Regions from separate parts of the Homo sapiens genome. Here region 2 is linked to region 1. A link is a loop called in an ENCODE intact Hi-C map of the cell type or tissue named here. Cell type or tissue: dorsolateral prefrontal cortex. All regions are shown on one strand. Each heading gives the region's core, and the rest is flanking DNA. Links, peaks and the distances in the headings are about the cores only. Region 1 overlaps TECPR1 (tectonin beta-propeller repeat containing 1). Region 2 overlaps LMTK2 (lemur tyrosine kinase 2).

What was found. A loop is a pair of places that touch in the nucleus more often than their neighbours do. Peaks named below come from ENCODE experiments on the same cell type or tissue, not always from the same donor. Only the 100,000 strongest peaks of a DNase experiment are listed, where the experiment ranks them.
Region 2: a loop joins it to region 1, with 2.1 times the contacts of the local background. A loop is called at or near these places in 9 of 110 quality-filtered maps.

Annotation. Positions count from the first base shown.
Region 1 is chr7:98,231,799-98,247,411 of GRCh38, reverse strand. TECPR1 (tectonin beta-propeller repeat containing 1) reads left to right here. Exons shown (of 26, transcript NM_015395.3): 3 at 1,247-1,490; 4 at 2,345-2,527; 5 at 2,719-2,841; 6 at 3,820-3,945; 7 at 6,168-6,342; 8 at 6,461-6,561; 9 at 8,802-8,903; 10 at 10,491-10,636; 11 at 13,501-13,991; 12 at 14,440-14,585; 13 at 15,453-15,608. The coding sequence starts at 1,266. Among named protein-coding and RNA genes, the nearest start is that of TECPR1, 13 kb to the left of the region's middle. RefSeq lists an enhancer at 5,744-6,646 and a silencer at 15,409-15,609. In dorsolateral prefrontal cortex, for the core only: a CTCF peak has its summit at 5,845 (motif pointing right); a DNase peak (open chromatin) is centred at 5,861.
Region 2 is chr7:98,156,209-98,171,821 of GRCh38, reverse strand. LMTK2 (lemur tyrosine kinase 2) reads right to left here. Exons shown (of 14, transcript NM_014916.4): 6 at 12,397-12,484; 7 at 148-281. Among named protein-coding and RNA genes, the nearest start is that of BHLHA15, 47 kb to the left of the region's middle. RefSeq lists enhancers at 5,248-5,763, 5,764-6,281, 7,557-8,065, 8,066-8,575. In dorsolateral prefrontal cortex, for the core only: CTCF peaks have their summits at 2,805 and 3,006 (motif pointing right); DNase peaks (open chromatin) are centred at 3,061 and 3,451; H3K27ac peaks cover 1,631 bases.

The DNA of each region.
Region 1 (15,613 bases), core at 3,920-8,919:
CCTAGCAGTTTGGGAGGCCGAGATGGGAGGATTGCTTGAGACTAGGAGTTTGAGACCAGCTTGGGCAACATAGTGAGACTCTGTCTCTACAAAAAAAAAATTTTTAATTAGCTGGGTATGGTGGTGCATGTCTGTTGTTGTCCCAGGAGGCTGAGGTAGGAGGATCACTTGAGCCCAGGAGTTCGAGGCCGCAACGAGTTGTAATCAAACCACTGCACTCCAGCCTGGGTGACCGAGCAAGACCCTGTCTCTACTTTTTAAATTCTTTTTTTTTGAGACAGGGTCTCCCTCTGTCACCTAGGCTGCAGTGCAGTGGCACTGTGTCTGCTCACTGCAACCTCCATCTCCCGGGTTCAAGCCATTATCCTGCCTCAGCCACCTGAGTAGCTGCGACTACAGGCACACACTACTGTGCCTGGCTAATTTTTGTATTTTTAGTAGAGATGAGGTTTCACCATGTTGACCAGGCTGGTCTTGAACTCCTGGCCTCAAGTGATCTATTTTTAAATTCTTTCAAAAACAAAAAAGAGACCGGGCGTGGTGGCTCATGCCTCTAATCCCAACACTTCGGGAGGCAGAGGCAGGTGGATCACCTGAGGTCAGGAGTTCGAGACCAGCCTGTCCAACATGGTGAAATCATGTCTCTACTAAAAATACAAAAATTAGCCAGGCGTGGTGGCGTGCACCTGTAGTCCCAACTACTGGGGAGGCTGAGGCAGGAGAAAACCTGGGAGGTGGAGGTTGCAGTGAGCCAAGATCCCAAGATCGTGCCATTGCACTCCAGCCTGGGCAACAGAGCGAGACTCCGTCTCAAAAAAATAAACAAAAAAAGAAAGAATAAGCAGTTGGCCACGCGCGGTGGCTCACGCCTGTAATCCCAGCACTTTGGGAGGCTGAGGCAGGCAGATCACAAGGTCAGGAGATCGATACCAGCCTGGCCAATGTGGCGAAACCCCGTCTCTACTAAAAATACAAAAACTAGCTGGGTATGGTGGCAGGTGCCTATAATCCCAGCTACTTGGGAGGCTGAGGCAGGAGAATTGCTTGAACCCTGGAGGTGGAGGTTGCAGTGAGCCAAGATTGCGCCACTGCACTCCAGCCTGGGTGACAGAGTGAGACTCCATCTAAAAAAAAAAAAAAAGAGAAAAAGAATAAATAGTCACAGTAGAAGTCTCCCAGGTTTCACATGACTCTGATGTCCCCTGGGCTGGGAGCCTGAACGCTGGCCCTCGTCCTCCTGCCGCAGGTTACCTCCAGCCGCTGCCATGCCCAACTCAGTGCTGTGGGCGGTGGACCTCTTCGGGAGAGTGTACACGCTGTCCACAGCAGGCCAGTACTGGGAAATGTGCAAGGACTCCCAGCTGGAGTTCAAGCGCGTCAGCGCCACCACGCAGTGCTGCTGGGGCATTGCCTGTGACAACCAGGTCTACGTGTATGTGTGTGCCAGCGATGTCCCCATCCGCCGCCGAGAGGAGGCCTATGAGAATCAGGTAGTGACCCTCATGGTTGGAGTTGCCGAGCGGGTCAGTTCGCTGGGTTATTGGTTAAAATGATGAACCACAGAAGGGAAATAGAGGCCCCAGATTCCCCACCAGTTCCTGCCTTCATTTCCTTCCTTGTACTTAAAATCTGTGTTGCTGCCAGGCGTGGTGACTCACGCCTGTAATCCCAGCACTTTGGAAGGCTGTGGCGGGCAGATCGCTTGAGCTCAGGAGTTTGAGACCAGCCTAGGCATCATGGTGAATCTCTGCCTCTACAAAAAAAATACAAGAATTAGCAGGGTGTGGTGGTGTGCACCTTTAGTCCCAGCTACTTAGGAGGCTGAGGCAGGAGGATCACTTGAGCCAGGGAGGTCAAGGCTGTAGTGAGCCATAATCGTGCCCTGCACTCCAGCCTGGGCAACAGAGCAAGACCCTGTCCCCCTGCACCCCGCCCCTCCAAAAAAAATTCAAGTTGCATAGTATCCAGGGTCTTTGAGGCTGAAGCCACTATTGTGTCCTCACCAAAGCAGTCTGGCCAGGTCCCCACGAGGGCAGGCTCCAGTGGTTTCTGGGAGCCTAGGACAAGGTGTGCCCTCCACCGCCTGCCCTGCTCACAGCGCCGTGGCTGGCAGGAGGTTCTTTGCCCTTTGGGGCTGTGCTGATGTACTTGCTGGCTCATGATGAAGTGGCATGGGGGTCCCCAGTTGCTGGGTCCCACACAGGCCCTCTGCTCACTTCCTATTCTGGAGATCAATGAGGGGGTCGGCTGGGCAGGGTCAGCTGGTCCTGGAGATGCCTGGCCCGCCTGGGTTCCCGCCCAGCAGGCTTGGGTCCAAGGCCGCCTCTGTGTCCCCGGCCCTCAGCGCTGGAATCCCATGGGCGGCTTCTGTGAGAAGCTCCTGCTGAGTGACCGCTGGGGGTGGAGTGACGTGAGTGGGCTCCAGCACCGGCCGCTGGACAGGGTGGCACTGCCCTCGCCGCACTGGGAGTGGGAGTCTGACTGGTACGTGGATGAGAATTTTGGAGGTGAACCCACTGAGAAAGGGGTAGGTGAACTTGGGACCCTCCATGACTGCCCTGTGGGGAGGGGGTGCCTCCCGCCTGTCCCTGCTTCTGTCCCCTGCACCCTGTGGTGCCTGAGCTCGGGTGTTTCAGGCCACACCCTCCCTCCCCACCTTCCCCAGCTCTTCAAATGCCTTCCCCGCAGAGCCTGAGAGCCCCTTCCTTGGTGTTTCAGGGGTGGACGTACGCCATCGACTTTCCCGCCACCTACACGAAAGACAAGAAGTGGAATTCTTGTGTGCGGCGCCGGAAGTGGATCCGGTACAGGAGATACAAGTCCCGGGACATCTGGGCCAAGGTCTCTGTTCCTGAATGTGGGTTGGGGGCAGGATAGGGCCAGGACAGAGTGTCACATGCAGCCTCCTCTCCACCTTCCCCACCTGTGTGCACCAGGGGACACCACGCCCACCTCGGGACCTGGCCTTTGAGCTGTTTCCTGTCCCGGGAACACCACGACACTGCGTGTCCCTTCACTTGGGAGATAGTCACACAGGGAGCCAGGCCAGGCCCAGGACAGCACAGAACTTGCCCTGACCCTGGTGTCCAAGCTGCTCTGTCCCAGACTGAGCCTCCATCTGGCACTTTGTCCTCCCCCTCAGCCAAGGGAGGCACCTCTGGCTCTAGCGTTGCTCCATGACCCAGAAGAACCTCCCAGCTTAGGGAGCACAGCACTGGACCCAGGTCTTGGCGTGGCCTCCAATGAGTGGAGGCCTCCCTGGGACATACAGGGCTGTCAGGTGGGGCTGCCCCTGGGACTGGGAGAAGCCAGGAGACCAGGGAGCTGGCCCTATTTTTTTTTCTTTTTAGAGATAGGGTCTCGCTCTGTTGCACTCTGTTGAGTGCAGTGGTACAGTCACAGCTCACTGCAGCCTGGAACTCCTGAGCTCAAGCAATCCTCCCACCTCAGCCTCCCTAGTAGCTGGGACTACAGGCATGCACCACCATGCCCGGTTAACTTTTAAATTTTTTGTAGAGGCTGGGTGTGATGGCTCATGCCTGTAATCCTAGCACTTGAGAAGCCAAGGCAGGTGGATCACTTGAGGCCGGGAGTTTGAGAACAGCCTGGCCAACATGGTGAAACCACGTCTCTACTGAAAATACAAAAATTAGCCGGGCAGGGGCCCCCACAGTCCTGATGCTGCCTTCCCTGTGAATTAAGGCAGCTGCAGGCTGGGCTGAAGAATGGAAGTCCGGATGGCAGGCGGGCGGGAGGTGGGTGCATGCCCAGGTGCCCACTGGGCGCTGACTGCTACCATTTCTCACTTCCTTCCTTCAGATCCCCTCGAAGGATGACCCCAAGGAGCTGCCCGACCCCTTCAACGACCTCTCTGTAGGGGGCTGGGAGATCACGGAGGAGCCTGTGGGCCGCCTGTCAGTGTGGGCTGTGTCTCTGCAGGGCAAGGTAAGGCCAACCCCTCTCCCTGCCCTGGCTCCCCACGATCCCACCTCCTGTGGGTCCTGTCCTGTGCACCCCCTGGGTCTTGCTCCTCCCCGGAGCCCCGGCCCCCCCACCCCATGCCTGCTCCTGGCCTTTCTCTCCTCCGAGCCCCCAGCGTGCTGATCAGTGCCCAGCCTCAGCTCAGGCACATCAATGCGGCCTCCTCAAGACAGTTTCTGAGCTCCCTGCTGGTGCCTCCCACAGTCTTCAGGAATAGTGTGGGGGTGGGTGTGTGGGTGACAGAAGGTGTGCCACTGGACGGATGGGTGGTGTGTGGGCAGAAGGATGGATAGGTGGGTGTGTGGATGGATGGGTGGATGGGTGGGTGTGTGGGCAGATGGATGGATAGGTGGGTGTGTGGATGGATGGGTGGATGGGTGGGTGTGTGGGCAGAAGGATGGATAGGTGGGTGTGTGGATGGATGGGTGGATGGGTGGGTGGATGGATGGATGGGTGTGGGTGGATGTGTGGATGGATGGGTGGGTGGGTGTGTGGATGGGCGGATGGGTGTGTGGATGGGTGGGTGAGTGGGTGGGTGGGTGTATGGGTAGATGGATAGGTGGGTATATGTGTGGATGAATGGAAGGTATGTGCAGATGGACAGATGGGTGGGTGTGCGGATGGATGGATGGGTGGATGGATGGATGGATGGGTGGGTGGGTGGATGGGTGGGTGGGTGTGTAGATGGATGGATGGGTGTGTGCATGGATGGATGGCTGTGTGGGTGGGTGGGTGAGTGGGTGAGTGGGTGTATGGATAGATGGATAGGTGGGTATATGTGTGGATGAATGGAAGGTATGTGCAGATGGACAGATGGGTGGGTGTGCGGATGGATGGATAGATGGGTGGATGGATGGGTGGGTGGGTGTGTGGATGGATGGATGGGTGTGTAGGTGGGTGGGTGAGTGGGTGAGTGGGTGTATGGATAGATGGATAGGTGGTTATATGTGTGGATGGATGGAAGGTGTGTGCAGGTGGACAGATGTGTGGATGGATGGATGGATGGGTGGGTGGGTAGGTGGGTAGTGGATCTGTGGCTGTTTAGAGAGAGGCAATCCTGTCTCAAGGAGTTTGTGAACTAAGCAGAGGAATCGAAGCAGCCCCTGAGGGCAGCAGAGGCCCCGAGGGTCCTGAACTCAGGGCGCTGACACTCGAGTCATGGCTTTCTGTTGCACAGCAGGATTCTTCAGTCGCTCTCACCACGCATTGACCACAGCTCCCCAGTGGGCTTAGCAGTTATTCAGAAGTTGCCAGTTTTGTCGCAGCCCCCCTCTGCGGCCACGTTGGCCTGGGAACAGGCGAACACAGTTGCTTCCTCAGCCCTGCTGAAGGGCGGTGGCGAGGGGCCGGGCAGAGTGAGGGAGCTGCCCCAGGACTGAGCCCCCATCGGGGGGCCATGGCCATCTGGATGCAAAGAGAGAGAGGGGAGAACAGGGGCTGCAGAGCAGCGTTTGTGTCCTGGAATGTCGGCCGTGAGCTGGTGCTGCCTGCACCACACCTGTGGTCCATGAGAGGTGGCACCAGGACCTGGGCTTCTGTAGAAGCTGGGGAGACAGATGGGCCACCTGCTAGCCGAAGGGAGGCTCCTAGGCCTGGTCCTGCAGGGCCTGCTGTAGGGGGATGGTGGCAGGATTGGGAGGCTGGGTCCCCTGTCTGAAGACAGCCCTATGGGGAGGGTCCCTTGCCCTTTCTGGATCACGAAGTGACATGTAGTCTCCCCCAGCTAAAATGAGCCAAACAGTTCAGACGCTCTGAGCACGTTGCTCCCAGTCTTAACCATTCAGTGAAGGAAAAAAGAACTGACGTCTTAGATAGTTTATGAATGGGAGTTGGAGCCTCCCCTGGAGCCGGGTGTCCTGAGAGCACATCGCCACAAGGGGGCATGGGACACACGGGCTGGCCAGAGTGGCCGGAGACCCACATGCCTGAGACTGGAATCAGGTGGTGGGTGGGTGTCCATGAGTGGGCTGGGTTGGGGGCATCACCCCAAACAGATGAATGGAACAAGTGTATCCCTCAGGACCACCGGAATCCAGGGTTTGCGTTTTTTGGCCGGGGTAGGGGGCAGGGAGTGAGATCTGGACGGTCAGGGGACATGGGTCCTACCCCCTACCACACCGAGACCCCCGTGCTTGGCTGGTGTGAATGAGTTGATGCAGGTGCTGTGTCCCTGTCTTGCCTCCCAGGTGTGGTACAGAGAGGACGTCAGCCACTCCAACCCCGAAGGGTCCTCCTGGTCCCTGCTGGACACCCCCGGGGAGGTGGTTCAGATCAGCTGTGGGCCCCACGACCTCCTGTGGGCCACACTCTGGGAGGGACAGGCCCTGGTCCGGGAAGGAATCAACAGGAGCAATCCCAAAGGTGGGCAGCCCGGCTCCCCCACCCACATACCCTGTACTGGGGAGAAGGGTGAGGGTCACTCGCTCCCCAGCTGTCCAGGCTGATGGGGGCCACTGGGGGTTTCTTGGGGGCCCGGTAGGAAGTTCCTGGTCCATCGTGGAGCCTCCTGGATCTGAAAACGGGGTCATGCACATCTCGGTGGGAGTCAGCGTGGTCTGGGCTGTCACCAAGGACTGGAAGGTAAGATGGGGATGAGGCTGGGGGATCACTTGAGCCCAGGAGTTGGAGACTGCAGTGAGCTGTGATCACACCACTGGACTCCAGCCTGGGTGACAGAGCGAGACCCTGTCTCAAATTAAAAAAAAAGAAAAACCCAGGCCGGGTGCAGTGGCTCACGTCTGTAATCCCAGCACATCGGGAGGCCTAGGTGGGCAGATTGCCTGAGGTCAGGAGTTCAAGACCAGCCTGGCCAACATGGTGAAACCTTGTTTCTACTAAAAATACAAAAAATTAGCTGGGCATGGTGGCGGGCACCTGTAATCCTAGCTACTTGGGAGGCAGGAGAATTGCTTGAACCTGGGAGGTGGAGGTTGCAGTGAGCCAAGATTGCACTATAGCACTCCAGCCTGGGCAACGAGAAAGACTCCGTCTCAAAAAAGAAAAACCCATTAGAACAAATCCGGCACCAGCTGAGCACCATGCATTGTTTGTTGCTGAAATTGTTGCCAATCTCCAGGACGTTTTGTGCCGTAAAATCCTCTTCCACCCACACGCTGGTACCCAAATGCAGCAACTGCAAGTATCACCTAATAGGCTGCAACATTTCGAAGAATCGGAAGCGAATTTCCTGAAGCCCTTGATTAACCAAGCGCCTCCCCATCCTCTAGTCACTGCTTGTCTTTTGCATCTTATCAGCGGCAAGTCCAATAAAACCAGCCGATTTCCGATTACTCACAGGGTTTTTCTTTTGTTTGTTTTTTTTGAGACGGAGTGTCGCTCTGTCACCCAGGCTGGAGTGCAGTGGCGCAATCTCTGCTCACTCCAAGCTCCGCCTCCCGGGTTCACGCCATTCTCCTGCCTCAGCCTCCCTCGTAGCGGGGCTACAGGCGCCCGCCACCACGCCCGGCTAATTTTTTGTATTTTTAGTAGAGATGGGGTATCACCGAGTTAGCCAGGATGGTCTCGATATCCTGACCTCATGATCCGCCCGCCTCAGCCTCCCAAAGTGCTGGGATTACAGGCATGAGCCACCGTGCCTGGCCAGTCACAGGGTTTTTCTAACTGCTTGTCAAGGGGGTTTCCCTGGCCCGGGGGATGGACGGCCCACACGTCTGCATCTGTATCTCCAGTGCTGAAGCTCTCAGAGTCTGAGGCCACTCCCAGCCCACAAAAATACAGACCAGACTGTCCCCCACATTGGATCCTGGTCACCCCACTTCCCAGAGACCACAACTTCCAAGCCCCTCTTACAGCCATGTGTCACTTTCTTTGGATTAAATGGGCAACATTGGATTTCTTTTTTTTATTTTTTAATTTGAGACAGAGTCTCGTTCCGTCACCCAGGCTGGAATGCCGTGGCCCGATCTCAGCTCACTGTAACCTCCACCTCCTGGATTCAAGCGATTCTCCTGCCATGGCCTCCCAAGTAGCTGGGGTTCCAAGCGTGTACCACCACACCTGACTAGTATTTGTAGTATTTTTTAGTAGAGGCAGGGTTTCACCATGTTGTTCAGGCTGGTCTCCAACTCCTGACCGCAGGTGATCCACCCGCCTCAGCCTCCCAAAGTGTTGGGATTACAGGTGTGAGCCACCGTGTCTGGCAGCATCTCAGGCATTCTAATAGCACAAGGTCTCCAGTAGGTCTGAGACTAACGGGGCCTCCCAGGCCACCATGGAGAATGTATAAGAAGAGCCCTGATGGAATGCCGGGTGGCGGGGTGGAGCATGACCAGCCGCTGAATCACAGAGCCACAGACAGTCTGGGAAAATCTAGTGGGAGTGTGTGTATTTTTACACGTCGACATGAAAATACTTCACTTTAAGTATTTCTTGAAGTACTAAGAATAGACCCAAAATAGGGGTCTTGTTTTTTCTAATAATGAGCTTTTTAAAAACTAGTTTTCCTAAATAACAGTATTAAGGCCGTTGTCTTTCACAGGGACCAACTCAATTCAAATAAAGTAGCCTTTTCCAAGCGTTAGGCTGGAGAATGGGCAGGAAGCTGCCAGGACACATGTGGCTGAGGCCAGAGGACCCTCAGCCCTCGTGGGACAGTGCCAGGCACAGGAGATGCGGTCAGGGTGTGGGAAGAGCGGCGTGGATCACGGATAAGGGCTTCCTCGCTAAATGATGTACCACTGCTCATTTGCGACGTGAACCAAAGGATCAAATTATTCACTTGTTCTCCCTGAGGCTTAAACGAACGAACCGTCTGTTTCAGTGGCCCTCCAGGAAGGCATGTTTATTTCTGACTCCCCCAGGTGTGGTTCCGAAGAGGCGTCAACTCTCACAATCCCTGCGGCACCAGTTGGATTGAGATGGTTGGTGAGATGACGATGGTGAACGTGGGAATGAACGACCAGGTGTGCACGTGGGTCTGCAGCCCCTAAACAGCAGGGGTCTCAGAATGGGGGCTCCTGATGCCACCCAATAGCCTAGTGGCCGCTTCCCACTGTAGGAGAGCCCCCCACTCCATTGTACTGAGCAAGAAGTTCTTTCTGAGGTGCCAGGCTTCCCTCTGCTGCCACACCCTCCTCCCACCCCCCCGGTGGCACAGCACCCAGAGGCCAGGGGGAGACAGGCACCTGCTAGTGCACAGGGGTGCTGAACCCAAGGCGAGCCTGCCAGGGCCAAGGGACAGAGACGCCACAGCCTACCTAGCCAGGCCACCTAGGCCCTTTAGCAAACCTTACTTCTTGCCCAAAGGCAGAGAGTAGGATGCCTACCCAGAAACCTTTTCCATGGAAAGTGAGGTCAGAATCAGGGAAGTTACTTTACATCTTAAAAAAAAAACACCACGGCCAGGTGTGGTGGCTCACACTTGTAAATCCCAGCACTTTAGGAGGCTAAGGTGGGAGGACCACTTGAGCCTAGGAGTTTGAGACCAGCCTGGGCAATATAGTGAGACCCCATCTCTACAAAAATTTAAAAATTAGCCAAGTGTGGTGGTGTGCACCTGTAGTCCCATCTACTCAGGAGGCCAAGGCAGGAGGATTGCCTGAGCCCAGGAGGTCAAGGCTGTAATGAGCCATGCATGATTGCACCACCGCACTCCAGCCTGGGTGACAGAGTGAGATCCTATCTCTAAAAAAAACCAAAAACATTCCGGGCACAGTGGCTCACGCCTGTAATCCCAGCACTTTGGGAGGGTGAAGTGGGTGGATCGCCTGAGGTCAGGAGTTTGAGACCAGCCTGGCCAACACAGTGAAACCTTGTGTCTACTAAAAATACAAAAATTAGCTGGGCGTGGTAGCACGTGACTGTAATCCCAGCCACTCTGGAGGCTAAGGCAGGAGAATCGGTTGAAGCTGGGAGGCGGAGGTTGCAGTGAGCCGAAATCACGCCACTGCACTCCAGCCTGGGTGACAGAGCAAGACTCCATCTCAAAAACAAAACAAAACAAAACAAAACTTAGCTGGGTGTGGTGATGGGAGCCTGTAATCCCAGCTACTTGGGAGGCTGAGGTAGGAGAATCACTTGAGCCCTGGAGGCGGAGGTTTCAGTGAGCCAAGACTGCGTCATTGCACTCCAGCCTGGGTGACAGAGCAAGACTCTGTCTCAACAACAAAAAACAAAGACAACAAAACCAGGACCACCTCTGGGTTCACTGGGGGCATCTGCTTCCCACCAGAGGGCACACGCAAGACAGGGAGGCAGGTGAACCTCATTTCCTAACACAGCGTCCCCCAGCCCCGCCACTTCCCGTGGACCTTGTCACCTTGAAACCCTGGGTCTGCCTGAGGTCAGGGAGACGGGACCAGGTCGCAGCTTCTCCTGAGCCCCCTTCCAGTATTTGACTTCTGTGCCCACCACACAGCCCCAGCATGGACCTTCCCAGCCCACACACACCTGCACATGGAGGACCCTGCCTGCATTTTGCACCCCTAGGAAGCGAGAAGAGCCCCCGGGCCTGCGCCCAGATTCCTCGGAACACAGCCTCTCTCTTCCAGGTGTGGGGCATTGGCTGTGAGGACCGAGCCGTGTACTTCCGGCAGGGTGTCACCCCCAGCGAGCTCAGTGGGAAGACCTGGAAAGCCATCATCGCGGCCCGAGAGTGTGACCGGTCACACTCTGGCAGCTCGTCTAGTCTCCTCAGGTGACTGGGGGTGGCAGGGTGCGCAGGAGTCAGGCTGGGATGGGCCGTCTGAGCCTAGGTGGTCATGTCCAGAAGAGGCTGCCACCTGCCCCACTGGGTCCCAGGACTTGTCCCAGGCAGGAGAAAATGGGTCTCCACTCACAAAAGCCACAAGAGCCGAAGCCCTCCTGCCTCGGTCCCACAGAGAGGAGGTCCTGGGGGCAGCCTGGGGTGGCCACTGGAGGTGTTTGACATACTCTGGGCTGCTGGTGGCGGCACCTGGGAGCAGGGTAAGGCTGGGCTGTCGTGATGGAGGTAAGGCTCGACCCTGAGCTGGGTTGTCCCATTGGGTCCGAGGCTGAAGATCTGGGGCAGAAACAGTTTCTCTGGGGTGGAAGTAAAGGCCCTTCTGTCCAGGGGAAACAAGGACAAGACAGAGGGTCTCTGCCCAGCCTGCAGCAGTGGTCTCAGACTCAGGCATCGGGGTCTCCTGGAGGGTTTGTTCAGACTTTGATCTCCGGGTCTTACCCCGAGTTTGTTTGAGACTTGGTATTTCTCACCAGCCCCCAGGTGATGCTGCTGCAGTTTTGGGGCTGCACCTGGTGGTCCGTGGGTCTAAAGAGCATGGACAAGCCCCAGCTCTGCCCACCAGCCGTGAGAGCACAGGCAGGCGACTCAGTGGATGAGCTGGGGACATCTCAGCTCTGCAGCGGGCGTGTCCACATCATGGGCATGGATGGAGATGGCGCTCAGGGCCCAGGCTCTGCAGCCGTCCACGTTTCCACCTATAGCTGTGACCCTCCCTAGCCCCTGGTCCACACCCCTCTGTGCCCTGAGCCTGGTGGTTGCCACCCTGCCGTGCTGTCAGCCCAGAGGCCCAGGGAGGACAGCCAGGGCAGGCGTTTGCTCATGTGTCACCTGAGGGTTTAGTCTGCTCAGATGGTGTTTTTTTTTTTTTTTTTTTTTTTTGAGACAGTCTCACTCTGTCATCCAGGCTGGAGTGCAGTGGTGTGATCATGGCTCACTGCAGCCTCAAACTCCTGGGCCCAAGTGATCCTCCCACCCCAGCCTCCCAAGTAGCTGGGATTACAGATGTTCACCACCACACCTGGCTAATTCTTGTATTTTTAGTAGAGACAGGGTTTCCCCATGTTGGCTAGGCTTGAACTCCTAACCTCAAGTGACCCTCCCACCTCTGTCTCCCAAAGTGTTGGGATTACAGGCGTGAGCCACCACACCCCGCCAGCTGGTAGTTCTTTTTTTTTTTTTTTTTAGACGGAGTCTCACTCTGTCGCCCAGGCTGGAGTGCCACGGCGCGATCTTGGCTCACTGCAAGCTCCACCTCCAGGGTTCACGCCATTCTCCTACCTCAGCCTCCCGAGTAGCTGGGACTACAGGCACCCGCCACCACACCTGGCTAATTTTTTGTATTTTTAGTAGAGATCAGGTTTCACCGTGTTAGCCAGGATGGTCTCGATCTCCTGACCTTGTGATCCTCCCGCCTTGGCCTCCCAAAGTGCTGAGATTACAGGCGTGAGCCACTGCGCCTGGCCCCAGCTGTTAGTTCTTAAACTGGAAAGCACATTAGAATCAGCTGAGAAGCTTCAAAAACTACAGATGCCAAATCTTTATAACTTTGAGGTTAGCGATAGCTTCTTAGATATGACACCAAAAGCACAGGCAATGAGGAAATACAGATAAATTGGACTTCATCAGAATTAAAAACTTTTGTGAATCAAAAGGACATTATCAAGAGAGTGAAAAGTCAGTGGAAGAAAGGCAAGGCTGGGTGCGGTAGCTCACACCTGCAGTCCCAGCACTTCAGGAGGCCAAAGTGGGTGGATCGCTTAAGCCCAGGAGTTCAAGGTCAGCCTGGACAACATAGTGAGACCCCATCTCTACAAGAATTTTTTAAAAAATTATCTGGGTGCTGTGGCATGGGCCTGTAGTCCTAGCTACTTACAAGGCAGAGGTGGGAGGATCACATGAGCCCAGGAGGTCGAGGCTGCAGTGAGCTATGATCACGTCACTACACTCCAGCCTGGGCAACAGAGAAAGACTCTATCTCAAAAAAAAAAAAAAAAAAAAAAAGACAATAACAAATGCTAGTGAGAACATGGAGAAATTGGAACTTCATACACTGCTGGTAGGAATGTGAAATGGTACAGCCACTGTGGAGAACAATTTAGCAATTCCTCAAGACATGAAACCCAGAACTGCCATGTGAGCCAGCACATCCACTGCTGGGTGTATATCCAAGAGGCTTGAAAACGCGTTTTAGTCCATTTTGTGTTGCTATAAGGGAATCCTGAAGCTGGTCTTTTATAAAGAAAAGAGGTTTATGATCGGGCGCGGTGGCTCACGCCTGTAATCCCAGCACTTTGGGAGGCTGAGCCCAGCGAATCACTTGAGGTCAGGAGTTCAAGACCAGCCTGCCAACATGGTGAAACCCCGTCTCTACTAAAAATACAAAAATTAGCCAGGCGTGGTGGTGCATGCCTGTAATCTCTCAGCTACTCGGGAGGCTGAGGCAGGAGAATCGCTTGAACCTGGGAGGCGGAGGTTGCAGTGAGCTGAGATTGTGCCCCTGCACCCCAGCCTGGATGACAGTGAGACTCCGTCTCAAAAAAAGAAGAAATACTAATTCTAGATCTTCACTCTCAGATATGTGGATGTGATTGGTCTGCAGGGTGGCCCAGGTGTCAGCTCCCTGGAAGCAGGTGCTGATGTATACCTTGCACAGAGGAAGAGACAGGAGTTCAGAGAGGTTCTGACTTGCCCAAGTTTCCACAGGCAGTCATGGTGGAGCACGCTGGAGCTGGGCCTGCCTGACAGCGCCTGTTCCCCTGCAAGGGAGTGATGGGTCTGCCCTGATTTGTCCCCAGTGCCGGCTGCTTCTTCGGTGATGAGGTGAGGGGTAGTGGCGAGTCTGCCCCCAGCGACACCGATGCCTCCTCGGAAGTCGAGAGACCAGGGCCTGGCCAGATTCTCCCTGCAGAACCTCTAGACGATTCCAAGAATGCCACAGGGAACTCAGCCTCAGGCCTGGGGGCTGGCAGGACCGCAGAAGATACCGTGGAAGATGCCTGCCCAGCCGAGGGCAGCAGGGAGGCCAGACCCAACACGCACCCCGGCCCGGCCCCCACCCCGGCCGAGCTGCCCTGGACCAATATTGACCTCAAGGAGGCCAAGAAAGTGCCCAGCCACTCGGCCGCTGGCTTCCCCGAGACCACCAGCCTCTCCTCTCTGGGGCTCCTCCCACTGGGCTTGGAGGAGCCGTATGGGGTGGATGACCACCCGCTGTGGGCCTGGGTGTCGGGAGGCGGCTGCGTGGTGGAGGCATGTGCCATGCCCAGATGGTTCACTGTCCAGGCGGGTAAGGGCTCCTGCAGGGCCTGGGGGCATCCACATGGCCAGGTGCCCTGGGGGTGTGGGGTGTGGGAGGAGGCCGGGGTCAGGGGGCTCGGGCAGGCCTGCTGTCCTCCCTGGACGCCTCACTGTGCTCAGCAGCTCTGAGCCAGGCATTGCGCTCCTCTGTGGCCTCCAGAGACCAGCCCGAGGCTGTCAGGACCTGGAAGCACGGTGGCCAGTGCCCCTTCCCCTGTCTGCAGCCCCTCCCCTGTGCTAGCGGTGGTGGCTGCTTTCCAGGCTGAATTACTGGGGGAGAGCAACTCATCCAACAGGGCAAAGGGTGGAAGGAGGCTTAACAGAGAGCGTAGCTTTTGAGCTAGAAAGGGCTGATTTGGTGGAGGGGAGCGCCGTGGCTTCCTGCCCAGCTGCGGGCAGGACAGTGCCCCGGCCCTGAGGCTCTCTCTGCCCCACAGGCCTGTCCTCCTCGGTACACATGCTGTCCCTGTCCATCACGCCGGCCCAGACCGCTGCCTGGAGGAAGCAGATCTTCCAGCAGCTCACGGAAAGGACCAAGCGGGAGCTGGAGAACTTCAGACACTACGAGCAGGCCGTGGAGCAGGTGGGTGCCCCGGTGGCTGCGCATGCATTTTTTTTTTTTTTCCAGCAATCATTCATTGAGCGCCTGCTGTGTACCAGCTCTGAGAGAAACAGATAGATGCCTCCATCCCCTGGTCTCCCGCCCAGATGCAGGCATAGAGAAATGAGCTCAGGGTTTCTTCGTCCATCCTGAAGACTTTGGTTTGGGCCTCACTGTGTTCCAGACTCGTTGGAGGCCCTGGGGACCCAGAGACGGCAGCAACCTCAGAGGGTGGTGGGTGGGGAAGGGAGGGTGGCCAGGGAGGGGAACCACGTCATCCTCTTCCTGCTGGAGGGAACCCCGGGCGCCCAGGGGTGTAGCGTGTGATTGCAAGGAGTTAGCACAGAGGGCGGCCGGAGACCCCACCCCTGGGCTGACCCTGCTTCTGCCCCACTATCCTGTGGCAGAGCCCGGCCCTCAGAGGTCAAGTGTGGGGGTGACAGGGAAGTCACACAGAGCATGTGACCTGCCTCATTCCAAAGGCCCCTGGACACAAGTAGGCTGTGGTTTGGGTTCTAGCTCTGCCGCTGGCTCACTCTGTGACACCAAAGCCAGGCACGGAACCCTCCCGAGCCTGTCTCCCCATGCAGAAGGCGGGATGGCAGTGCCCACTCTGGCTGTTTGAGAGAGAGGAGGTTGTACGGAACAGCCCTGGCTCAGCCTGCACCTATTGGGTGTCCGGCAGCGTCACTGTTATCATTAGCATAGGGGGAGCTGGGCTGACAGCCGGGAGTGCTGGGTGGGCCCTACCCCAGCCCTGCCTCCTCCTCTGGGCACCCCCAGCCCCGCCCTCCTCCCCTGGCACCCCGGGCCTGCCTGTGATGGTGTCCACTGCCCCGGCCTGCGCAGTCGGTGTGGGTGAAGACCGGGGCGCTGCAGTGGTGGTGCGACTGGAAGCCCCACAAGTGGGTGGACGTGCGCTTGGCCCTGGAGCAGTTCACGGGGCACGACGGCGTCCGGGACAGCATCCTCTTCATCTACTATGTGGTCCACGAGGAGAAGAAGGTGCC
Region 2 (15,613 bases), core at 1-5,000, 72 kb after region 1:
ATGGGTAAGAACGAGATCGCTTCTACCTACATGAGCTGGGTTCATTCTGCCACCTCCTGTCCTCCTTAAGTTTCACAAACTCGGCAGCCTCTCTGGACTGTCCCGCCGGTGCTGTGTGGGGCGTGCACCGCTGACGCAGGTACCCACCTGTGCAGGAAGTGCAGCTTGTGCATGGCGGCCAGCCCCGCGGCGACCTCGCACGCCATCCTCTGCAGCAGCATGGTCTGTGAGTCCCCCCGCATGTGCTCCTGCTCGCTGCGCAGATACGCCTTCAGGTCACCCTGCAAAAGTCAGCCCGTGTGAGTTTCCAAACGAGCCACAGGAATAAAGTGAGCGCTTAAATACGTGCCTCGGTGAACACTAACTGTTAAGATTATTTATTAGAAACTTCTTTTGTTCATACTTAAAGAAGTTCCAACCCAATACTGCGAAAGTATAGAACACTATTATGCTTTTAGGAACATTCTAACTAGTTAACATCTTTGTCACATAAACACATGGAACACAAAACAGTTTAAAAAAAGATAGTTTTGCAATGATGCACATTTAAACTAAATGCTGTGTAGAATTAGAGAAACTCCCAGGTTACCTAGGAGATGACACGGAGAGTGTAAGAAATGGTGCCACTCACACTGCCTGTTCTATGGACTCCAGGCGGCCCCTGGGCAGTGAGCGCTTCATCACGAAGGCGCCGTGGTTACTGCCAAAGCTTGGAGGAGCAATGGAGCGGGAGAGAAGGAAAGAAAAATGGGTGGGAAAGGAGAAGTCCAGGTAGTGCAGCAACAACTGTTTCAGGTCTCCCCCAGCTTCCCCAGGACCCTGGGCTATCCTGAGACGGTGAAGAGAAAGAACATTTCAGCCACTCCAGAAAAACTCACCACGTTAACAAGCCTACTCTTCAAAGGGGAGCAACCTGAGCAGGAAAATAAACAAACTTACAGTCAGATGCCCAGCACATGGCCATGACACTGCAGGGCTCCCCAGGCCTCCTCCAAGACTTCCCTGTGTTACGCTGTCTTTATTTCATGATTTTCATTTAGGATACTATGTTTTTGGGAGTTTACCGTGTATCTGTTATGGGGAACACCTTCTGAGGGAATAAAATCTTCCATATTCTCCTTACCATATGATTAAATATTTATTGATATGATTTCATTCCAAATTAAAGTTTCCTCGAATCAGTTAATAAAATTTAGAAAGCAAGCCAATAGCTTTCAGTGTTCTTTAAATCTGAGTCAAGAAAAGACGGCTGGAGGCGGGGAGCGGGAAAAAAAAGAAAAAAAAAAAAGACTCCTGAGGAAGGGCATTTTCCTTGACCAACTAAAGAGTACATGTCTTGTAACTGTTACTGAAGATAGCCAATTTATCAAATACCTCCCAGAATAAAACCTTAAAACACAGTATTCCTTTACAAACATTTACCCACATTTAATACTGAGTACATTCTGAGGTAACTTCTAGGTCCACTCCAAGAATCTAAATTTGTTTCCATTCCCAGTTTCCAAGATCTTTACATGAGTGATAATGTTGATATTAATAGTTGCCACCATTTGTGCTTTGAGCCCTGAGCCAAGCGTTATGTTAGGAGTTTTTGCACTTGTTACTGCAAATACAATATGAGATGTTTACCAGATATGGAACTGAGGCTTAGGGAGGGTAAGAAATTTGCCCAAGGCCACAGAGCTAATAAATGGTAGGGCTGTGCTTCTACTTTTCGGCTTACCAACTAGTCAAGAAAGGTCTATTTAGCAAGTGAATTAAATCAGTATGCAGACAACATCAATGTATTTTATAAGAATGAACATAAAATAACTGAAGGTCAATCCTATCAATCTGCTGGGGTCTCCCAAGCGTCATGTGACTGCTCTGCCAGGGGAGCAGTGGTCTTCCCTCGGTGCCGTGCACCTGGCATTGCTGTCCTTCATACATTTCCTTCCAAACGTGGTGCCTTCTCCTTTGTTTCCAACGAAATTAGAAGCCACTCCAGAGGAGAAAGAGAAAACTTTTTTTTTTTTCTTGTAAAAACATATGCCCCTCCATTCAGATTAGGCTCTGTGGAGCTTGGGAGTTGTAAGGATAACAAATGATTCAGAAGACAATTAAATTCACCCAGAAAAATTCCAGCAAAAAACTCCAGGACTACAGGCAGCTGGGAGTTTCATAAGGTAGCCCATAGAGAAAGTAAACATGAAAAAAGCTTAAGTCTATCTACATTACCAATGAAATGGTAATGAAATTCTTCTGCCTAACCCCTCCGCCACCAATACCCATCTAAGGAAAAACTTACTCTCACACGAAAACATGGTTTTGCTGGGCTGAATCTGGCCAATCCTAAAACCAACAGCAGCTGCTGGCAGGCAGTGAACTGCCACCCCAGCCATGAAGGCAGAGGAAGCGCAGAGCGGGCGTGGCTGCTTCTCAAGGGTATCTAAAGTATATTCACCACACTCACTGTTCTTAAAATGTCTTCTCTCCATAATAGCCCACTTCCCAAATTTCACTCAAAGACAGAATATAATCAACAGAAAGGGATTTTACTTAAGAATAGATAAAATCAGTACATTCCAGGCAAAAATATCTTTAACCCAGGAATAGGGAAGAACATCAAAGATTACTGGAGGCCCCTGGTCATGGTTCTCATGGTTGAGACTTGTCATGGATTGTGTAGGATCCAGGGTTAGTTCTATGTTTCAGAAAGGTCCATAGAGCTCTCCTGGTACCACAGTTTAAAAGAAAAAATCAACATAAAATCTTTAATTAGAGTAAAAATGTTTATGTTAAGCAAGTACTAAAATTTGATTCATTCTATCCAAAACAGACATATTATCTGATTTATTTGTACTTTAATGGTGCTTAGTGAATAGACATGATTATTTTGGTCCATTATTTAAAGAAAAAAGCTCACCAAGAATAGCAATGTATTCTGAATTAAAATAAACATTCCTTTATCCAAGTTTTAAAAATTTCTCAGCTTCCCAAAACCCCCCAAAAAACTCCCGAAGGAAAACTTAGGACACTAGATGGCAGCAGAGCGCTACACCAAGCTCTCCATCAGCAGAGCAAGTGACCTGCAACGCCCTGGTAGAATGAGTCATTCAAACACCTGTAAATAGGTTCCTCGCAAGCCCGCTCCTCAATGCTGACATGAATGGCCAGGGAGGGCTTTATATAGCTTTTCTGCAGGACACTAGGAGCAATTAATTAATTTCAGTACTGTGTAAAAAGTCAACAAGTAAATAGCTTTAGAACTGAAAAATTAAAGTCATTTATATGTTTAATAGGATGATTCTGGGGAAAAACATAATCTTCAATAATTTTATTGAAAGGATGAAAGAATGATATAGACAGCGCAACACCCCCGCTTCTGCTAATGAAATAGAAGACATGCAGACTGGGGCAGCTGACGCCGCCACGCCTCCGCGAAGCCCGGGGCCTCGCTTCCCTCCCAGCAGCTCTCTGCCTGTGTCTATTTTTTCTCAGCACCACTGGTCCCCCCGCCCACTGGCATCCATAACCTTATACATCATCTCCTCTTTGGTTGCCATGGATTCTTCGTCTTGTGCCTTTCTAAGCTCAGTCCTCTCGAGAGTCCATCTCTTCTCTCTGCTCTGGCCCCAAACACCTCCCAGGTAAACCCAGCCCTCCCCTCCCCAGCCCTCCACTTCTTTCTCCTTTCCGTAGTTAAACTCCTCAGAAGCCTGGTCGGTCCTGGCTCCTTGTTCAGGAACCCCTTGCCACCATCAGAAGCACTTGCATCCACCATTCAGTGGCAGCTGCTCTCGCCAGGCCTATCAAGGAGTGACCTGCCCACTTCTCCCCAAGCACAGCTGGTCGGGTCTCATCTCACCAGCATTAATGGAGACCGGCCCGTTCTTTCCTTGCTTAAACATGTTCTTCACCAGCCTTCGGGCACCGCAACCTCCTGCGTTTCTTCTTATCCCACTGGCCGCTCCTTCCTCGGCCCCCCCACTGGCTCTCCCTCCTCTCGTTGATCCGTAAGGACCCTGGAGCTCCGTCCTGGTCCTCAGTCCTGGGGGCGCTCCCCGACCAGGGGTTTCAGCCACCCCATGGCTTGAAAGCCCATGCCTCACGTACAGCTCTCTGGCCCAGCCCCTCATCTCCTGACTCAACTTCCCTCCCTGTATGCCTAAGAGCCCTCTGGCACAAACCTCTGCCAGTCTCAGTAAGTGGCATCGCCGTTTTCCAAGTGCGTCAGACCAAAAGTGAAGATGTCATTTGTGAGTTCTGCCTCTAGGCAGCCACATCCAACCCGTCACCAAGTTCTGGGTCTGTTTTCAAACTACCTCCCATGCCTCCGCTGCTGTGGTATTGGTCCCAGCACCACCCCACCTTGAGGACACACCTGCGCCAGTCTCCCTGCGGCCTCCCTGCATCCATTCGCCTGAGCAGCCAAAGCCAGTCCCTGAAAACATAAATCCAACCGTGATAGCCTGGGTTCCTCCCTGCTGTTTTATTTCCTTGTCTGTCTCTACCACTAGAAAGCAAGCTAGACATGGCTAGGACTCCGTCTAGTTCCCTATTGTGTCTCTAAAACCTAGAACAGTGCTGGGCACACAGCATGTGTTTAATATTTGCTTAATGAATGGGAGAAAAAAGAAAAAACACTTAGGCAGACATTCTAAATGATGCCCTACAGGTTAAAGTTGGGACAACTGTTTTCCCAAAGCCGCCCCACCCTATCATTTCCATTTAATAATCTAATAAGAATGAACTTAGGAGTAAATCTGAAATTTCACATTTTTACTGGGCTTTTAAATTTATTACTTCATTACTCTGGACATTAAAGCTAGCCAAAGACACTTAATTTGGGAAAATAATATTCTTTAAGTAAAATCTGATTCTCTTTGAAAGTTTATCTTTGTATAGTAAATGTTACTTTGAGAACAGAGAGTCTAAATTATTCCAAAATTCTGTTAAAATACAGTCGTGTGTCACTTAACACTGGGGATGCCTTCTGAGAAATGTGTTGTTAGGCAATTTCACCATCGTGCAAACATCACAGAGTATACTTACATGAACCTAGATGGTCAGCCTACTGCACCCTGAGGCTACAGAGGGTGGTTTCTTGCTACAGCCTAGGCTTCAAACCTATAGAGCATGTTACTGCACTGAAAACAGTGTAAGCCACTGTAACACGATGGCAAGTATTTCTGTATGCAGCCTTGACCTCCTGGGCTCAAGAGACCCTTAGACCACACTAAATCTATATAAAAATTTTGTCTTTCTCAATAATATACCTTAGCTTACTGTAACTTTTTTACTTTTTAATTTTTTAAAACTTTTGAGTCTTTTTGTAATAACACTTAGGTTAAAACAAAAACACATTGCACAGTTGTACAAAAATATTTTTCTTTATATCCTTATTCTGTAAATTTTTCTATTAAAAGTGTTTTTCTTTTTAAACTTTTACAGACAACAGTGAGGCCCCCATCAGCCTGCCCAAGCACCATCGGAGGGCGCCAGAGAACCTCTGCTGAAATCACAGCTGCCACTCCGTGTGGCTCCAGCGCTCCAGCTACAGGTGCACACCTTGGTTATAAGCAGCGATGACCTGTCACTGCAGCAACAGGGGAGAAAGAAGACAGCACCTAGGAGCAGTGTGGCCACACACATGGGGAAGCAGTGCTGATGGAGGAAATGCAGGGGAGGGAGAGCAGGCACCAGGGAAGACCGGAAGGGCCTGGCCAGAGGCAGCCGAGGCAGACTCAGCAAGGGCCAAGGCCGTAGTGCCCGGGCTGCAGCCAGGCGTGGGGAGGGCCAAGGCCATTGGCAGGGCCCCAGCACAGGGCCGGGCACTGGAACAGGGCAGACGCAGGGACTGGGAACGTACCCCCGACCCAATCACCCCCACACCTCAACCCATGCGGTTGTCCAGCACAGGCCTCCCCTCTGCTGGCTCTGGTCAGGGACCCCATCCACCTGTGCCCCCAGCTCTCCTCACGCCTGTTCCACCGTGACTCTGTGTCCCCTCTCCTCTACATGAGCTCCTTAGGGGCAACGACACGTCATCCATCTTGGTGTGCCCGGTGCCTGAGGAGAAATTGCTGAACTGAGGTGCCCTGGTGCATGGGGCTTATTAATAACTACATTCATAAAGAAGAGCTGCCCATTAATTAGGCATTTCTGCACCAAAGAGGCCAATTCTAAAATGGAGGCCTCCCGCTGGTAGTGGCATTAAACCACCTGGTATAAAAGTACACAGGGCCGGGTCATTCCAGCACTTTCGGAGGCTGAGGTGGGAAGATCACTTGAGACCAGGAGTTTGAGACCAGCCTGGGCAATATAGTGAGACCCCATTTCTATTTTTAAAAACAATAGAATAAAATTAGAATAAAATCAAGCCACCCGTAAACACACTCACTTTGGCACTGGTAACTCTGCACCCTCAGGCAAGTCCATCACCAACCCTGACACACGCAGCCTGGGTCTGATTCTTCAGCCAGTCCCTTCCCCTCTCTCGGCCTTGGTTTCCTCATCTGTAGACTGAAGCTACTGCTATGGGTCTCACAGCGTTGTCAAGACAACTCACTCGATGGGAACATACATCAAATGCCCAGCACTGGGCCTAGCCCAGAATGCTCAGAGCTTCCTCATCGTACTCCCCGTTGTGGGCAGTGGCCAAGGTTCCTTCCAGGTCTAAGAGCCCATGGGTCTAAGCTCCTCTGATTCTGCCCCCAAGTCACCGCTCTTCATGAGAAACAGAAGAGCCCAAGTCCCACAGAGCAACGCACTACTGTCAAAGGACAGCCAGCGGATGCCCTCCCCTTCTCCACTGCGAACTGCCTTCAGAAACAGTGGACATCCTTCCCCTTCTCCACTGCGAACTGCCTTCAGAAACTGACTCCATGTTTTACTGGCTGAATTTAGTAAAGGAGCTCAGGATACAACATTCAAGAACACAGTATCATCTGCTCCGGGGCCAGGTGATGGAGCTGAAGAAATTGCTGACCAATAAGAAAGACTAGGATGTGGCAAAGGTTAGTCTACATCCTCCTTTTTCTCTCCCGGCTGGCAGCCTGGTCTCCAGCGTGCTTTGTTCTCTGTCCTTACCCCTTCCACTTGAGCCTTCCCAACAGACCCAGCTGGCCTCGCCACCAGGGCACAGCATCCCCTGTCTCCACACTGCCTTTACAAAGCCTTCCCCAGTGATCCTGGTTAGGACTCCCGTACTTCTATACGCACTACCCAAGCTTTTATTTAATAATTAGAATCAATCAATTTTAGTAACTAAAAATGGCCACCACTTACTGAGCATTTTCCTTGTGCTCGGTAATCTCATCCATCATCTTACTTAATGGTCAGGGCAGTTCTAAGGGGAGACAGTATTACTGCCATTTTACAGAAGAGGTTAAGGGATTTTCCAAGGTGATAAACCAGTGAGTGGCAGAATGAACATCCGAGCAGGCAAGTCAGGGGCGGGGCTTATTCACTTCTGTGTTCCTTAAAGCACCAGGCAGCTCCCGGCACTTCGAATTTGCTCAATCCATTTTTGTTGAGTGAGTGATCCTTAATCAAAAGTCTCATTGCCTTGATATTCACGTGAGAGCGGCGTGTACCTGCCATGGCAACAAGTTCTATAAAACACCCTACAGTCATCTCTCGGCTCCTCTCATAAACATTGTCACCGTCAGCATTGCAAATCTGTGGCTGCAGGCCAGCTACAAAATGCACTCAGAGGAGTTTTCATTTACTTTCATAAAAATTCCATGATTAAGTGCCTTTTAAAAACAGGCTGGTTAATTCCATCTTACAAGGAATTAAGTAAGTGCAAAAATATTTTCTCCTTTCTACTTGGGAGATGTTATCATTGGGCATGATGACTGCAGGATGACGACTGAAAAGGCCACTGTTCATTCAATCGCTCTTGACCTGCTAAGACAGGCAGCGATAGCCGGTCCTTCACCGTGGCCACAGCAGCTTTTTACAGAGCCCAGACCGCTGCCCTCTGTGCCCTTTGTGCCCTTTGTATTGCGGCCAGGGGGCAGGTCCTGCCTTGGGTTATGCCCCTCTGATCAGAAAGGCCTGTTTCTGGGCAGGTTTTGGGTCATCCAGGCTGGGAGCTGGGCTCAGTGTCAAAGAGACACTTTGGTGTGTCCCATGGGACAACCCTCGGTCCCTTCAAGTAGATGCCCTCTCTGGCTCCCTGGGCTGGTGCTACCTGACCGTTCTTGCCACACGGTGGGAGCCCGGAGAAGCTGGACTTCAGTGCCAAGAACCCTGTCAGGCCCCTAGTCCTTGCTGCTGGAAAACCTGTTCCTTTTCAAGTTTACGAGAGCCCAGAAGTGATATGTACGAAATTGCCCAAGGAAACAATGTGACCTCCCACTGCTGGACAAGTTGGTGGCACCCTGTGTTTATGACCTTGACTCTGATATATGACTGGCCACGCCAAGTGATAACCAAAGATTTCCAAAGGGCATCCTAGCCTCCGAACATAGGTAGCACCTGACATGGCACCTTAAATTGTGGGAGGTAATTATCCATTTTTTTCTACTGGGGTAAAAAAAAATGCATAAAATACCATTTGGCATTGTAACCACGTCTAACTTTACAATTCCAGAGTTAAGTACATTCTTCTTGCTGCACAACCATTACCACCAGCCCCCTCCAGAACTTGTTCAACTCACAAAACTGAAGCTTTGCATCCATTAAACAACTCCCCATTTCCCAGCCCCAGCCCACCCCTGGCACCCACCTTTCTACTTTCTGTCTCTAGGAATCTGACTACTCTAGGTCCCTCCTGTAAGTAGAATTACCCAGAACTTGTCTTTTTGTGACTGGCTTGTTTCACTTCCCATAATGGCCTTAAGGTTCATTCATGCTGTAGCCTGTGTTGGAATTTCCTTCCTTTTAACAATCCTCCATTGCACAGAGAGAGCAGATTTGGTTTATCCATTCACCCATCGATGGACACCTGGCCACTTCCACCTCCCAGCTACTGTGAATAGTGGTTTCGATAATAACCCATTACTGTGAATAACGTGTGCAAATATCTGCCTGAGGGCCTGCTTTCACTTCTTTTGTATATATCCCCAGAAGTGGAACTAGCTGGATCATATGGTAATTGTATTTTTAATTATTTGAGGAACAATGATGGCTTAAAAAATTTTATTGATCAATGTACCATTAGGTGGGACGCTTAAATTAAACAAGCTATTAGCTCTGCACTGCCAGTGGAAGCTTTTGATGGCGACCAGAGCTCCTCGGGATGTTCAGGAGTGACCGTCCCCGAGTGACTTAGGAGGGTCACATAAAATGTGTTTCATGAAGTCACATCTGCTCATTCTAGAAGGCTGTATGCATAATATTCACCCCAAAGTATAAGAGCCAATCAAATTTAGGTAAGTTAATATGCTTTGAATACTTAGTCTAAGTATTTGGATAACATGTATTTAAGTCTGAGCTCTAAATTTGTTGGGGAAAAAATTATAAGGATGCTGAGTTAAAGAACAGATGTATTTCTTATATTTTCATAAAGATGTCTGTACAATGATAAAGATACAGAAATACTCTAGATCAACACTGGGTCATTTATGGTAACATAAAGGAGTTATTCCACCATGTTTTTGTGTTTCTTTATAAAACTGGTTAAATTACTAGTCCCAAAAAGGACAGCTGCTATAAAAAATACATTAAAATAGCATTAAAACAAAGCCCATCTTCTGAACCCATTCAGAAGAAAACATGAAGCGGAGTGGACAAGGTCTTTGACCATTGTATGAAAAAACTAACATTGTCTACTGGAACTTTCAAGAACGCATGCAGAAGGGCAAAGAAGAACTGGAAAATGCTAAAATATATGAGATAGTTTTCCAAGCCACCTCCATCAGCCGGGAAACGGGCAATTGTCAAATAGATGCTGCCTCCGGCTCTATTTCTGTGATGGTCACTCACAAAGACTATGCCTCAACTGTTATTTATAATTAATATAAGGAGCTTAGGGACCAAAAAAGGCAACATGAAACAGCTCAGAATAGCGGGCCTCTGACGAGCAGACTTGCCTTGTCACCTGAGGGCGCATCTCTGTGTCCTAACTTTTTTTTGTTGATGCTGTGTCAGTGCCAAAATCACCTTCCATGGGTCACACAGAGCTAGACTAAAAGGAAGCTATTTTTATATCACAATAACCTAAGATCATAAATTTTATAACTCTGATCATATCGAGATCATCAAAACCGATTATATAATAATAAGCAATAACACCCTGAGAAATCCCAGCGAGAACTCCTTCCTCTTAGTTCTCATGCCTCTACTAAATAATTGATCCTGTGTCACCTCTCACTGGGCGACCTGGAGGACAACGAGCACACTGAGTCTCGGTATCTCCAGGTGCAGCATGCTGCCTTACTTCAGTTAAGTGCCCAATGAATAAGCATCCTCCACAATGGCAGAGAATATGGGGTGGCCCAGAAAAGTAGGTTTAATTCCAGTTTTCCTTACATGGAGAGAGAGCTCTAGGAGTTTCCAGCTCCTTTGGGGCAGGATTAAAATATTAATTTTAGACTTTGTTAGGTTAAAAAATGTGCATGCTGTAATTTCTAGTGCGACCACACAAAAAATTAAGAAACAAATATCTCAAGTCCAGACTTGTAGATGGGGAAAATTGAAACAAACAAAAAAAATTGAGAATCCCAAAGAAGAACAGAAAAAAAGCAAAAAAGAAAAATTGTAACGGGTACAAAAAAGAATACCAAATAGGTAGATAAAATTACAAATATCTCACTAATTACAAGAAACGTAAATGAACTACATATTCCATTTTAAGTGACCACGATTGCAAGATTTAAAAATTTTTTAACAACAAACTATTTACAAGAGGTGTAAACCAGAGAAGAAAAGGATTGACAGAAATATAATTTGACAGGCAAATTCCAACCAAAAGAAAGTTGGTCTAACTATATTAGTATCAATAAAACCAGACTTTATCTTTATTAATGCTTTTAACCTTAAAGAGAGCCCCTTCATAATGATAGAAGGTTGAAATTGTAGGAAATTATACCAACCTTAAATGTTCATGCCTACATAACAGGGCATCAAAATGTAAAAACAACCAGAATTATAAGGAAAATCTTTAACTAGAGCCTCTCTCAGTAACCAACAGAAAACTGACTCAAACCCCCTCCACACTCCTTCCCCCAAATCAGAAGATATGAGAGATTTAAACAACCTCACAAACTTGACCCAGAGGCCATGAAGAATGCTTTAAGGAACAACATCAGAATACACTTTCTCTTTTTTTCTTTTCCAGCATCTACAGGCACGAAAAAACACTGATCCTAGAGTGAAGATGAATGCAGCCCAGAAGAGAGCCACAGTTGACTCAAAGCCAACACCTAAGATGAGTGAGAACTACTTTGTTGCAATGAGCCACAGATATTTGAGGGTAACTATTACATAATCCAACAAAAGCTAATGTTATCAAGTTTATTAATCAACCACCTCTGCCAATGAGAGAAATACTCGAATCACACTTAGGAATTAAAACAAAAAATCACGATGCTTACTGTTCTTTATTTAAACAGATGAAAATATTATTTGAATTAACTGGGAATTTGTTTTGGGGTACTCCTATTTTTCTATGCACAGCCATGGAAGTTTCAATGTTCTGAAAACTGAGATGATGCAAAGAAATCAATTAAAACCTGACTCATCCAATTAACAGCTCACCACTGTTTTTGGAAGATAACAATTACATGCTAAAAATGGGCTTTTAAAAAAGATGAAATATTCTGCATGCGGGAAAAGATGTTTAGAGGAAATTTCACATAGAAATTACTACTGAAATTATTCATGAAACTGCACAAAGAACAATCTTTCCAACTGTCCAATAAATAATATTATCATGCTAAGAAATAAGGTTTTTAAGAAAATAAATCTAACTCTTTAAACATATAAATGTCACATACGTTTGCTATTTTCAGATGCTGACGGATGAGGAGTACTCTAGGTAAAGCGATTCTTGGGCTCTCTCAGGGGGTTAAAGTGTTTCAAGATGTTTCAAGCCTGGTTCACGCTCTTAGGAGGGCACATCTAGACCCAAGCTCTGGCTCTGGCTGTGCTACACACTTGATCCACACCATGGCCATCACATGGAAAGTATGGACAAATATTGGTACCTAACTCTGGAGTTTGTTATCATTAAGTGTGGTAAGGCAACTAAATAGCTTAGCACAGGGACTGCAGTGTAACAAACCACTATGTAAGTGTCAGTCAACACTATCACCATCACCAAAGGGAATAAAAGTAACTCATCATAAAGTTCTTCAAGTGGGGGACAGACATGAAAGCAACCCCTCATCCAGCATGTCCATCTGTCAAAAACACTTGAATACAACCTCTGGAATACTCGAACTTGAATTCCTTCAAGGAACTTACCAAGTCACAGAACTCAAACACCAGGAGGTAGGGAATCGCTTCTACGCACTGTCCAACACACTGAAGAATATTTGGATGCTGAAGAATGCTGGGAAAAATAAAAGCCATAATATTGTTCATCAGGAAGCATGATAATAACATTATTCAAACAAAAGCATACTAATAAAATTATTCAAATAGTAATCCAAATTTTTTCATAATAATTTATATAATATTTACATAAATGACAGGCTAAAAAGATCACGAAGATTATACTTAAAAGGTGTATACTAAGTTATCTAGCAAGTAATTCAAAGCCAATCAAGTGAATATTTTCACAAATTAAAAAAGAAATCTTAACATAAGAAACTTTAAAAATTTTTTTTCAAGAGACAGGGTCTCGTTCTGTCACCCTGGCTGGAGTGCAGTGGTGCAATCATAGCTCACTGCAGCCTCCAACTCCTGGGCTCAAGTGATCCTGCCACCTCAGCTGGCCAAATAGCTGGCATTACAGGCACGTGCCACCATGCCTGGCCTCAAGAATTTTTATCTTTAGTAATTTAAGTTAGGAGATAATATTTTAAAGCAGCATTTAAAAGAGGGCAGACTATACAGTCATCCCTTAGTACCTGCGGGAGACTGGTTCCATGAATCCCTGAAGATACCAAAATCCAAACCAAAGATGCTTAAGTCTCTTACATAAAATGGTGTCATTATCTACACATAACCTACGCACATCCGCCCATATAAATAGTCTCTAGATTACTTGTAATACCTAATACGATGTAAATGCTATGTAAAAAACTGTTATACTGTATTATTTATATTTTTTTTACTACTGCATTATTTCTTTCCATTTTTTTTTTTAATATTTTCCATCCACCATTGGTTGAATCCATGGACACAGAACCTGTGGATACAGAGGGCCAACTGTATATACAAATTCAGTAAGTATTTCAGCCAGGACAAAAAAGGGAGACCAGATCTGTACAAAAGACAGAAAAACTAATTGGGTGTGGGGACGCGCAACTGTGGTCCCAGCTCCTCGGGAAGCTGAGCCGGGAGTATTGCGTGAGCGCAGGAGGTGGAGGCTGCAGTGAGCCATGACTACACCACTGCACTCCAGCCCGGGGGACAAAACAAGACCCTGCTTCAAAACAACGACAACAACAAAACAAATTCAATATGTATTTCAGTCCAGATATTAAATAACTCAGTTTCTCCTTCAGGCTATCTAGCTTATACATTCTTTTCCATAAATTTCCACAGTATATGCAAACTCCTTTTGGAAAATATTGTGTCCAAAAGAAAATATAGTTAAATAAAAGGTATGCCAAAATAATTTTTTAAAAAACCCTTTATTTTGATACAATTATGAACTCACAGGAGTTGCAAAGACAGCAGAGAGAGGCCTGGTATACCCTTCACCCAGTTTCCCCTGTTGGTTACATCTGACACAATGACGTACAGTGCAACACCCAAACCCGGGAACTGCCACTGTGATAAAGTGTGTGCAGGGCTCCATGCCAGGTCTGCACGTGCACAGATGTGTGTAACCACCACCTCAATGGAGACTCAGAACTATCCCATCACCACAAAGATCTTCCCGCCCCACCCATGTGTACCCCTGGCAACCACTAACCTGTTCTCCATTTCTAGAATGTTCTCATTCTAAGAATATTATATAAATGGAATTGGTATAGTATGTGACCTTTTGAGATTGATTTTTTCACTCAACATAATCCCCCTGAGGTCATCCAAGGTGTTCCATGTGTCAATGGTTCATTTTTTTTTTTTTTTTTTTTTAATGTGGGAGCAGTGCTCCAGGAAATGTGTACTGCTTTGCTGAACCACTCACCTACTGACGGACATGTTAGTTTTTCCAATTGTTAGCAATTACAAATAAAGCTGCTATGAACAATCATGCAAGGGTTTTTGTACGGAAAAAAGTTTTCACTGCTCTGGAATAAATGGCAAGGGATGCAACTGCTGGGCTGTATGATGTGACGGTTAATTTTGTGTGTCACCTTGGCTGGGCCATAGTGCCCAGGTATTTGGTCAAATATTATCCTTATTATGTTTCTGTGAGGGTGTTTTTTGATGAAATTATTGCCTGTCTGTATCTATCTATCTATCTATCTATAATCTACCTACCTACCTACCTACCTACCTACCTACCTACCTACCTACCTACCGAGACAGGGTCTCACTCTGTCATCCAAGCTAGAGTACGGTGGTGTGATCATGGCTCGCTGCAGCCTTGAACACCTGGGCTCAAGTGATCTTCCTGCCTCAGCTTCCTGAGGAGCTGAGACTACAGGTGCGTGATGCCACCATGCCCAACTAATTTTTCTGATTTTTTCTACAGACAGGGTCTCACCACATTGCCCAGGCTGGTCTTGAACTCCTGGGCTCAAGCAATCCTCCAGCCTCAGCTTCTCAAAAGGCTAGGATTATAGACCTGAGGCACCGTACCCAGCGGATGACTATTTAAATCGGTGGACTTGGAGTAAAGCAGATCCTGCAACAATGGTGGGCCTCATCTATCAGTTGAAGATCCTAACAGAACAAAGACTGACCTCCCCCACAGAAGGAAGAACTCTGCCAGCAGACAGCCTTCAGCCTTAAACTACAACATCGACTATTCCCTGGGTCTCCAGCCTCCTGGTCCACCCTGCAGACTCTAGACTTTCCAGCCTCCGTAACTTCATGAGCCAATTCCTTTAAAAACATCTCTCTTTAGATATACATGTACATACACATCCTATTGGTTCTGTTCCTCTGGAGAATGCTAATATATAACTAATGCTAATATATAACTTAACGTATGTTTTGTTTTTTTAAGAAACTGCCAAGCTATTTTCTACAGTGGCTCTATCATTTTACATTTCCACAAGCAATGTATGAGGGATCTAGTTTCTCCACATCCTTGCCAGCATTTGGTATTGTCACTATTTTTTCATTACAGCTTTTTTTTTTTTGGAGACGGAGTCTTGTTCTGTCGCCCAGGCTGGAGTGCAGTGGCGTGATCTCGGCTCACTGCAAGCTCCACCTCCCAGGTTCACGCCATTTTCCTGCCTCAGCCTCCCAAGTAGCTGGGACTACAGGCACCCGACACCACGCCCGACTAATTTTTTGTATTTTTAGTAGAGACGGGGCTTCACCGTGTTAGCCAGGATGGTCTCAATCTCCTGACCTTGTGATCCACCCGCCTCAGCCTTCCAAGTACTGGGATTAC